Regions from separate parts of the Homo sapiens genome. Here all the other regions are linked to region 1. The links are chromatin contacts, found by Hi-C in ENCODE. All regions are on one chromosome and are shown on one strand. The core of a region is the stretch at or near the end of the contact, and the rest is flanking DNA. Distances in the headings are between cores, read along the strand shown.

Evidence for each region. Hi-C counts contacts between places; a loop is a spot of excess contacts on that map. Pooled maps may share reads with other maps.
Region 2: a pooled map shows a loop between it and region 1 (6-fold over the local background). The contact joins the promoter of ZNF416 here to the promoter of ZFP28-DT in region 1. A Hi-C loop is called at or near these places in 6 of 50 pooled maps.
Region 3: a loop to region 1 is called in a pooled map, with 6 times the contacts of the local background. The contact joins the promoter of ZNF530 here to the promoter of ZFP28-DT in region 1. A Hi-C loop is called at or near these places in 4 of 50 pooled maps.
Region 4: a loop to region 1 is called in a pooled map, with 12 times the contacts of the local background. The contact joins the promoter of ZNF211 here to the promoter of ZFP28-DT in region 1. A Hi-C loop is called at or near these places in 5 of 50 pooled maps.

Annotation. Positions count from the first base shown.
Region 1 is chr19:56,537,290-56,539,994 of GRCh38, reverse strand. ZFP28-DT (ZFP28 divergent transcript) reads left to right here and starts at 1,261. Exons shown (of 3, transcript NR_183967.1): 1 at 1,261-1,570; 2 at 2,258-2,344. It overlaps ZFP28 (ZFP28 zinc finger protein), which reads right to left and starts at 1,047. Exons shown (of 8, transcript NM_020828.2): 1 at 769-1,047; 2 at 279-370. The coding sequence starts at 976.
Region 2 is chr19:57,577,602-57,580,301 of GRCh38, reverse strand. It overlaps ZNF416 (zinc finger protein 416), which reads left to right and starts at 1,391. Exons shown (of 4, transcript NM_017879.3): 1 at 1,391-1,630; 2 at 2,204-2,245. The coding sequence starts at 1,598. RefSeq lists a silencer at 1,482-1,701.
Region 3 is chr19:57,598,552-57,601,251 of GRCh38, reverse strand. It overlaps ZNF530 (zinc finger protein 530), which reads right to left and starts at 1,367. Exons shown (of 4, transcript NM_001321981.2): 1 at 1,118-1,367; 2 at 473-524. RefSeq lists enhancers at 900-1,019, 1,110-1,319.
Region 4 is chr19:57,631,841-57,634,540 of GRCh38, reverse strand. It overlaps ZNF211 (zinc finger protein 211), which reads right to left and starts at 1,373. Exons shown (of 4, transcript NM_006385.5): 1 at 1,105-1,373; 2 at 480-518. The coding sequence starts at 1,194. RefSeq lists a silencer at 1,054-1,123 and enhancers at 1,564-1,613, 1,684-1,773.

The DNA.
Region 1 (2,705 bases), core at 12-2,511:
CTCCATCAGAGTCCCTCTGAGAAAAGCGGTACAAGGGAGAGGCTGAATCATTTCATCAATCAAGAATGAAGGCTGATTGGGATGAAGAAGAAGCAGGCATCGAGGCCCCGGGCAGTTTAAACTTTTCCCCGTAGCCCATCACTTCACTAGAACGTGAAGAAATAGAAACCCGCGCCCAAACAGGTCTCTTAAACTGAAAACTTTCAAGAAAATAAGCAACATTAAGTCCCGAAAAGCAAGACTGCATTTCAGAGACAAGAGATGAAATGCCAACTCACCTGGGACATGGCTTTAGGTTCAATTCCTGTCCCCACAGCCTCCAGCTTCTTGTTTCTCTCCTGGGGAAGAGCAGTGTCCCTGGAAGGCAGAGCTGAAAGAGAAAGGAGTAGCTAGAGACCAGGTCTACACCACAGTCCCAAATCACCAGCCTAGAAACGTCCCTTCCTGCATGAAAAGGTGGGATCAGATCATTACCCTGCCTAGGGACTGCCACAACGTGGAGATAGGTTTTTTTCCTCCCTGGGAGCACGAAAACAGGAAAAGCGTCTAGTTAGAGTCACCCTGGGAAAGTCAACACCCTTTTACCGCGGCTTGCTGCTCTGAATCAGTTGAGCTTCCAAATCTTCAGATTCTCCCACTCCACCAGCTTCAAAGACCAGGGGCACAGTTCTCCAGCAACTGGTCCCCGAGAGCCCAACCCCCTCCCAGATCTCATCCCGAGATGAATTCGTCCCTGTCCGCTCGGCCCCAAACACCTGTCACTCTCACCTCTGTGCCCAGGCCCCGTAGGGGCCGCTCCTCGCTGGCCTTTGGATGCGAGGCCATTCCTTGAGCGCGGCCTTCCCCGGGCAGGGAGGGCCAAGGTGGCTGGAGTCCCTACAGTCGGGCCTCGGCCCGCCCGGGGCTTTGTGCGGGGGGCGCCTCTACCCGGGAGCGGCGTCGGCTCGCGGACACTCGCGCTCGCCGCCCCCCGCATGTCACCCGAGGCCGCGCGACGCCCTTCCGACCGGTCCCTCACAGACCCACACCCCTGGCCACACCCGCCCGCCACGCCCAGCGAACAGCCCCGCGCGCGCTCCCCCATGGCCCGGCATCCACTGGGCCGCGCCGCGGAGCCGCCCCGCCCCCGGCCGCGCCCCGCCCCTCCCCACCCCTCCCCGCTGCCCCGCCCCGCCCCGCCCCGCCCCGCCCCGCCCCGCCCCGCCCCGCCCCGCCCCGCCCCGCCCCTCAGCCTAGAGAAGCCCGGCGCTTCCCACTTCCAGTGCGCAGGCAGCGCCGCCGGAACCGGGCGTGGCCTCGGCGCAATGCCCGCTGGGAAGCGTAGTCCCAAGCAGGGACGGATGCGGCGGCCCTCGGAGCTCAGGTTGCAAGATACGGTTTGGCCCCGGGCCTATGCAACGCCCGTCCGTCCTGCCCTCTGCGGGTCGCTCTCACTTGTCCCTGGACCGCAGCCGCCGCATAAGTGGTGGCCAACGCTGGGCCTGGGTGTGGCCGGAAGCAGAGGCCGCTCTGACTACACACCCACCCCCCAAAGGCTTCTGGGAGTCGCGCAGGCGCAGCGGCAGACCGGGTGAGGCGGGGCTTGCGGCGAGGGGTGGGACCGCAGGGCCGGAGTAAAAGGGTGCTTGGCTGTGACAGGTGCTAAGGGCCTGGGCGTCAGCTCCTTGCGGGAGCGTCACTGCCGACCGGGAAGGGAAAGGCAATCTTGGGGGCCTCCGGAGTCCGGAGGATCACTCTGATGGGTGATGTGTGTGGGCTAGGAAGGGGGATGTAGAGAGCTTGTGGGATTGTTTTGGGTGCCCCCTCACCTTCTCCCATTATCTCTGGCTACACGGGCCTCCCATCCTCCAAAATACCATTTTCCATTTTGTAACCTATGTATTTGCACGTCCTGGGTCGAAATAGTCTAACCCCAAATTTTCGTCTGGGCTGGCTCCTTTATGCCATTCACTTGTCATCGCCTCAGAGAGGGCTGCCTAACGTCTCAAAAATACCAGCCCTGGCGACCTCTTAAAGTTCCCTTCCTGTGTGAATCACGGTCTGAAGTTAGCTGATGGATTTATTCTTGAACATGTTTAGGACCGGTCTCTCCCCCAGGGGCCTTATCAGAACTGGAGAGCTTCATCCTGGGAGCCAAGGGCCTTGCTGGCTCACAGGCAGTGATGCTGTTACACCAGTCATCACAGATGCACTGACCTCTGCACGCCCAGTCACACTGCACGCCTGGTCTCCTTACTCTTGAATTGATTTCTTTCAGGTCTCCTGGCCTCAGTGATGGAATTAAGATGACTTCTATCTCTGAATCCAAGGGTGACTGAAAGCCGCAAGCTGCAGAAAGGACAAGGTCAGCATTTCTCTCAAAGCACTTCAGTCTCATAGAAAAGGCTTAGTTTCAGTCAGGTGGACCTAGCCATGTAATAGCTGTGGCAGACACTGCTAATGGTCTCTCTGGTGTCTATTTTGCACTCCTTCCACAGCAGAACATTGATGCTCTTCAAGTGGCCATCTGCCCAGCTTATAATACTCACCTCCCCAGTCTCCTTGTAAGGAGTAGTGGCTCTGTAACCAATGAATTTTAAGTACACATTTGCTGGGGGTTTGGTGGATGTGTGGAAAGAGACACAGCTGGCATGTAACTCTGGCCTTTTGTCATCTCACACAACCTTCTTCCTGCTTGGGTATGACACAGGATGTCAACAGGTAGA
Region 2 (2,700 bases), core at 142-2,641, 1.0 Mb before region 1:
GATTTGCATTTTTATAGTGATCAATGATGTTAAGCATGTTTTCATCTACCTGCTTGCCATTTATCTGTCTTTTAAAATTTTTAGTTTTATGAGTACATAGTATGTATGTATATTTATGGGATACGTGAGATATTGTGATACAGGCATACAATGTGTAATAATCATATCAGGGTACACAAGCATTTATCATTTCTTTGTGTTACAAACATTCTAGTTATAATACTCTTTTAGTTGTTTTTAATGTACAATAAATTACTGTTGACTGTAGTCTCTCTACTGTGCTATCAAATACTAGATCTTATTCATTCTACCCTGTCTTAAGGAGGCCTTGGTAGCCATGCTGAGGTTATGGGGTGCTGCTTCCAAAACCAAAAGTATTATGGGCAGCTGGTATGAAGGATCATAGGCTTATGGTCTGTGAGATCCTGTATGTTTAAGAAAGCCCAGTCTTATTGCCAGTAATTACTGTTTTAATGGTGTATAGCATGAGGCTGAAAGAGACAGTTTCCTGCATTGGAAGCTTTTACTCAACAAATGGCCGTTGTATGTGGTTCAGAGATTCCAAGAGGCATGAGAAGTGTAAACCAAAAATAAAATTCCCAGCCCCCCAACCATCTGAATGCATCCTTCCTCTTGGCCAAGGGCATTCCAAAGTTAATCTGAAAAACTAGTTCAGGACGTGATGGGAAGTGAGGGTCAGACTTGCCCTCCTCCCCTTGGAATTCAGGCACAACTGACCAGCATTAACATTAAAACAGAGATTTTAAGACTTCTTGTAGCAATAAGACAGTGAATTCCAGCCTGATTGTAGTATAGCATTACATGACAGATAGCAGGCCCTGAAAGGAATTGAAGTATTTTACTCTAAACTTTATTTATTTGACATATTTTGAAGAGGCCCTGCAAAGGTGTGTCTTGTGGAATCTGCATTTTGCTGAGAATCCCCTTTCCTCTCCAGGGTTTTTTTATTTTCATGGTCCAGGAAAGAATTAAGAGTCTGGCACCTTTCAAAGTCTGATAGGAAACATTTACAATCTATTCCCTCTGAAGCCTGCTGCGTGAAAGCTTCATCTGCTTAATAAGAACCTTGGTCTCTACAACCTCTTATCTTAACCCAGACACTCCCTTCAGTGGGTATGGGACTGCGGAAATCGGCCAGCGGCCCCTTTAAGGAGCAGCAAGTCCCTGTCTCGCTCTTGGTGTCGCGCCTTTTCCTAGCGCCCTCCGCGGGCCGCTTAGCCCTTGTTCCGGGTGAATCTCAGGGAGGGCACCGGAACCCTGGGCTTCTGAGAACTACATTACCCATAATGCCGAGCGCCAAGCTGCAAAGACGCGGAGCCAATCAACGTTCAGGAACGGACCTGTCTCCGTTTGTTGCATACGGTAAGGCGGGACTTCCGGCACCGCTCCGAGATGGTAATTTTGGTGGTTCTCTACCTCGGCCCACGCCGCCTGAGTTAGAAACGCTGCCTCCGGCACAGAGCGGGGGTCGCCCCGCTGCGCATCAGCCGGTGGGTCGCTGGCGCTGGTGGCAGCCGTGCCTGGGTTCCCGCCCCGGGTCGCCCGCCGCTCCCGGCCCCGCTCCGCTCACAATCCGATGGCGGCGGCCGTGCTTAGGGATTCGACTTCGGTGAGTGCTGCGTCTCCCGGGCCTCACCTGCCCTCTCCGCCGGAAATCCAACACCCTGCATGAGGGGCGCCTGCTTGCGTCCCTGCAGCCCGACCCTAGAGTCCAGGACTATGAGGCCCTCGCGGGTGGGGCTCCCATTTACAAGCCTGGTGTCGTGGGCTGTGGAGGGTGTGGCAGGCGGAGGGGCCGGTTTCTGTGAATCTTGCTGGGACGATTGAGCCAGTAACGTTCACGCCCGAATGGTAAAATGAGGCTCTTTCTTTTCAAGACGCTGAGAGCCATGGGTGGTTGTGAACAGACGAGGCACATGGTCTGAGTTAGACTTTTCAAATTTTTTCTAAAGTTACTCAGAGTTGGAACAGCCTGGAAGGGGGATAACACCGAGGCACAGGGAAGTTGAGTCCTTGTGCAAGGTCCCACAGCAGGTAAGAGTCACACGGAACTGAGGAGCAATAATAATTTAGTCATCACCAAGTCACCTGGCTCCAGGGCTGCGCAGGGAAACAAGGAGGCATCAGCCCATGGAGCTTCCACCATAGTTACCTGCCTCTCATAGCCTTCCTCTTCCCGCAGGTTCCCGTGACTGCAGAAGCTAAACTTATGGGCTTTACACAGGTGAGTGGAGAGTGTTTCGGGCCCTCACTGATGCTGACCCCAGTGTTTGTCTCTGAGATTGTGTTCTGGGACTCTTCTCTTGGCACTCTTTGGGTCCTTGGTTCTAGGAATCCTGAACAAACATCAGTCCCAGGGTCATACATCCAGGCTGGAAGCTGGTATAGAATGGTTCCTATTGCTGGGAACCAGTAAAGTAAGGTGTGGAACGTTGTCTCAGGCTTAGATACCAGATGAGCAAGTGCTTGAAGGTCAGGCTGAGCTGGTTTAGGAAACTACAGCTGTTTTCTTTCTCATGGGAACTGAAAGCTGGGATGCAGGAATCAGACAAAAAATGGCTGTCAGTTGTCGGGTGTTTCTTCTGGAGTGTGTGATGAGCAATGACAGTTTGGGGGCAGAGGAGGTATGTGATCTGATCCAGGTCTCATCAGGTTCCCTGTGTGTGGCCAAGCTGAGAG
Region 3 (2,700 bases), core at 118-2,617, 1.1 Mb before region 1:
GGTATTGCTACCAACTCCCTTAAACCCACAGTCTGTTGTCTGTGCTCAGCCACAGGAGCCTCATGAGGCCTGGGGAAGATCACCTCCCTCTTCTGCTCCAAATCTTCATTGCTGCCATCATCTCCAGAACAAAGACATCTGAGACAGCCATTTAGTTTCTAACTCCTGTACCTCTGCTCTCTGTTCCCATGAGAAGGAAATGAGACTTGAGGTTCTCTTAACCAGCTCAGCCTCACCTCCAAGCAGCTCCAAACACCTGTACTTATCTCTGGGACAAACTTCCACATTCATCCTATTATTTGCCAGCAACAGGCACCACCTCATATAATACTCACCCTGGACATATTTTTGTTCAGAGTCCCTAGGCTCAAGGCCTGGAAAAGCGGTAAGTAAAGAATCCCAGGTCACCACAGTCCCAATCCTAGAGATCCCATTGCTGGAATCAATGAGCTTCTGGATTTCCTCCACTTACCCTTGTAGGGTCTTCAAGTGCTTCTTACGGACCTGTAAGTACTAGTGGCAATCTGTGGGAGGAAACATGTTCTGAGAGGCAGGTGACCAAAGTGTGGCTCCATGGACTTCTGGTTCCAATGTGGAACACCAGAGCCAGGTGTCCAGGGATGACTGCTTTGTATCTGGGTGTCAGTCCTTGGTGCTGACTTTTACCAGCTTTGTGACCTCGTAAAAAGACTAGGTCCCTCCATGCCTGCTATCATCACTGCCCTTCCAGCGCGTTCCTCTGAACAGCTTTTGTGAAACTTTTAGAAGCGTGACTGGGGCCGTGCCCCTCTTCTGTCCTACGCGCTGTGGCCCTCAGTGTGCTGGTGAAACTCAGTGGGGCCAATGCAGCGCGGCGCTGCCCCACCCTCTGCTACCTGCACGCGTGAGGCCGGCCTGGGTCTCCCCAGCCTCCCGGCTCAGGCGCAGCTCCAAGCTGTTGCCCGCGCAGCCCCCTGACCGTGTCGCTCTCCCGCTCCCTGCCACACTACCAGAAACGAGATCCAGCACCAGCGCCTCACTGTGCCGGACAGTGCGGTCCGGGCTGCAGAAAACCCTTCACGCGTCCCTCAGTTTCGGGTGGGGAGGGCAGAGGAGGCCGGGAGGACGCAGCGCTCACCTGGGTCGGGGCCCTCAGTGCCGCCGCCATCGGACTCTGGGCGGAGCGGGCCGGGAGCGGTGGACGATCCGGGCGGAGACAAGAGCAAAGCTGTCACCACCGCCGGCGACCGTCAGGCCCCGGCTGTGCAGCTGAGAAAACGACTCTCCTCGCGCCTTCTCGCTGTCAGCACCTAGGTCCAGATCCGGCACCCGCGGATGGAACTGACACAAGCCAAAGTGCCCGCCACAGGGAGGACGCCGGAAGTTCCGCTCCGACAAGTTGGACAGAGCGGAAATGTCCCTCCCCTGAGCCTCATTGGCTCCACGCCAAGAACCTGGCTCACGGGCCTCTGGGTAATGTAGTTCTCACCGCTTCTTGGGCTGGCAGAGGTCGCCCTTCTCCTGGACCTCAGGGAGGAATGACCCCGTTGCTATGGAGAAAGGTGGAGGGGAAGGCTGAGAGGTGGTGTCTCCAGCCTCCTTGGACAAGGGAGGAGCTTCGCTGCTTTTTTAAGGTACCATACAGAGATTTTTGGAGGGTATTGTGTACAACTAGTCACCTAGGTAGTCAGAGTTATTCAGATACAAAATGCCTCTACCCTTGGCGAGAGCCTAGTAAACATTACCTTCTTTCTCCACACATTTATGTAAAGTAGAACGTTAGAGTCAGCTTTGTGAGTTTCATTATGCTCAGTAAGGAATAAGGGAAATAGAGTTTACATAGCGCCATGACAGGAATGATAAAACATCCGTTAGATCGCACCGAAGCTGGAGGACGAAAGAGGAATTTTGTCTCACAGAAAATGCCTCTCCTGCCTGTGTAATCGGTGAGTGTGTCTAGCCCTGTAAGGAACAGTGTTGTATTCATATAATATTTCTTCCTCCATATTCTTAGATATGCTTCTTTTAGGATTGTAGCAACTTTCTAAACAGAAGAGCCACTTAGCATATGCCATTTTAAAGTAGAACAGTGTCTGTAGTGTTCACAGTCAGAGCACTTGTGCAAAGGGGACATCAGAATACCAGAATAAAGGTTTGGGACACCTAGCTTTCATCTCTTTGATGGGAAATTTTGATCATTGATACTGTTACTGCAGGGACAGTGCTTGCATGGGGAGTTGAGATCATCTTAGAAAAACAGTTGTGAAATGAAAATTACTGAAACCTATTGTATTAGTCAGGATTCTCCAGAGAAACACAGAACCAATAGGATACATAGATGTACAAGAGGGGATTTATTATGGGACTTGGCTCATCCAGTTATGGAGGCTAAGAAGTCCCAGGATATACCTTTTGCAACCTGGTAAGACACGAAGGTGGGTGGTATCATTCAGTCTGCATCTGAAGGCCTGAAAACCAAGGGAGCCTATGGTGAAATTCCCAGTTGGAGGCTGAAGGCCTGAGAACTGGGTGAGGGTCATTCTTGTATGTTCCAGAGTCCAAAGGCCCAAGATCCAAGAACTTTAATGTTGGAAAACAGAAGGTGGATGATCCAGGGCAAGAAGAGAGTAACTTGCTCTTTCTCTGCCTTTTTGTTCTATCTTGGCTCTCAAAGCATTGGATGTTGGCCCCTAACACTGATGAGGCCAGATCTCCTTTACA
Region 4 (2,700 bases), core at 124-2,623, 1.1 Mb before region 1:
CCCAAGTCAGAAGAGACACCAGACCTTGGTGTCATTGATCCCTGCTGTCTCTTCACATTCCCATTAGTCACTGTGTTCATTCTGTTTTCCACTCTGTATCCTGTCAACACTTGGGTTAGATAAATCTCCCTCCTCTGATCCCAAACTCCAACTTCCTCACAATAGATGCCAAACTTCACAGAAATAAAGGAAACCTGCAGTTCCCTGAACCAGCTCAGCCTCACCTCCAAGGAGTTCCAAAAGCTGGTACCTACCTGTTTCTATCATAAATTTTCACCCATCTTTCCATTGGCTGCTCCAAATGGAAACATTGGCCTGGACTCAGGGCCCTTAGCTCAGGGATTCTCCAGGGTTCCCAAACCAAACGCTGAGAGAATGGTAGGTGAGTCCCATGACACCACAAATCTAAAGAAAATATCTGTCTGGGGAGGGTGGAGGGACATTCCAGACCAGTGAGGGGCTGAGATACCTCCACTTACCTGTGTAAGTTTGAAAAGCACCTCTGTAGCTATGGGAACCTGTGGAAAGACGCAGGCCTCAGAGGAATGTGATCATGGCAGTGCTCCATGGGCACAGGCCTTCCCTGTACCCTTGCCCCGGCCCAGAGCCACGTAACTTTGGGTCGACTGTCTAACCTGTGCGCCTCGGTCCTTAGTGCTGCCTCTCACCAGTTGTGTGGCCTTGGAAAAATATTCAACCTCCCTCTGCCTCAACGTCCTCATCCATCTCTAAAGTCTTTTCTTCCACTGAACAGCCTGCAGAGGATTTTTCAAATTTAACTCAGATGGTGTCTCTCGTTTGCGCAAGCTCTCTATGGCTCCCACGGCCCTAAGAATAAAGGTAGATCTCTCTCAAACTTTGTTCCCTGCAGTAACAATGTGGAGCCCAGGTTCCTGAATGCCCCCTTCTCGGTTGCCCGTCCAAGCCCTGCACGCGCCGGTCCTGTCCCTTGTCCCCCTGCCCACCACATCGGATGTCAGAAATAGGGGCCCCACCCACGAGCCTCAGTGTCCCCGACCCTGTGCTACAGAGACGTGAGCTGGTGCCTCTCACTTGGGACTTAAGAATCTCGGCCGGGGGAGGCCCGGAGATCGCAGCGCTCACCGAAGCCGGGTCCCTCAGTGCGGTCGCCATCCGAGTCTGTGGGCGGAGCTGGACCGGGAGCTGCGGGCGACCCGGGGGGAACCCGAGCATCGCTATCCCCAGGCCGGCCTCGCGGGCGGCTCTGCCCCCGACCCTCAGACCTGACTCTCGCGCCTTCACGGTCCGTCACTTCGATCCCGATGCAGCGTACCAAAGCGGCTGACAGACAGAACGGACCTCCGGGAGGGCAGCCAAAATGACCGCTGCGAAGACGCCACAAGTCCCGCCCTGGGGGGGGCGGGGGTAGACCCACACGGAAATGCCCCTGTCTTGGATTTTCATTGGATCAAAGTACTGCCGCTCGACGCAAGGCTTTCTGGGTAATGTAGTCTCCCCCAGGCTGCGACGGAGGGCGCCTTGTGTGCAGACAGCTGGGAGCGCTAGGAAGCTGCGTCTGCTGCCTTCCAGGGCGACTGAGGGGCTTCGGTGTTTGAGGTCTTAAGTAGGTTGACACTTGAACAACACAGGTTTGAGCTGTGCGGGTCCATTTACACGTAGGCGTTTTTTTTCCCCAATAAACGTTACTTCGAGTGTGCTCCTTTTCCTGCCTCTTCCAGCTCCCCGACCTCTTGCCCCAGAGACAGCAAGACCTCATTCTCTTGCCCAGCATGAAGAACACAAGGATGAAGACCTTTATGATGATCCACTTCCACTTAATGATTAGTAAATGTATTTTCCCTTCCGTATTCTTTTATTTTCCTTTTTTTAATTGGGTGTAATGTCAACGAGCCTCTTACAATTTTCCTGATACCCTTTCTCTGGTCTGTTTTAGTACAAGTATAGTTCTTATACTAAAATATATATAATGCATATATCATACAAAATGCATATATCATATATATTATGCATATATCATGCATATATCATACAAAATGTGTTAATCGACTGGGAGTTTATGTAATTCATAAGGCTTCCGGGCAACTTCATAAGGCTTCCGGGCAACAGTTGGCTATTAGTAGTTAAGACCTAGGGGAGTCAAAAGTAATACAAGCATTTTCAATTCCGCAGGGGTCGGTATCCCTGACCCCTGCGTCGTTTAAGGGTCAGCTGTATATCAGTCTCTAGTGTAGAGGTTCACTTCAGTATTTAGACATCATTTCAGATTCCATGCAGCCCACCCCAGCAGATCTCCACTGGTAGTGGGAAGCGAAAAAACGTTATCTTATTGCTCTTCAAATGCATGCAGCCTGAAGTGTTAAAGTCACTTTTTGTAGGTTTTGTCAGGGACAAAAGACACCAGACAGGGCTACAATGGGAAGATAGTGGAGGGATAGTGGGCAGCCCTGAAGCCAACGGACAAGGGAAGTTCCCTGCTTCTGGTGCCCCCAGAAAACGCTCTCCTGCCTGCAAAGTCAGTTTTGTTCATAAAACATGAAGCTTTAATACATGAATGTTCATTTTCCTTGTATAATCAAAACATTTAATTTTTTTTTGAGACAGGGTCTCACTCTGTTGTCCAGGCTGGAGTACAGTGGAACAATCATAGCTCATTGCAGCCTCCACTTCCTGGGCTCAAGTGATCCTCCCACCTCAGCCTCTTGAGTAGCTGGCACTACA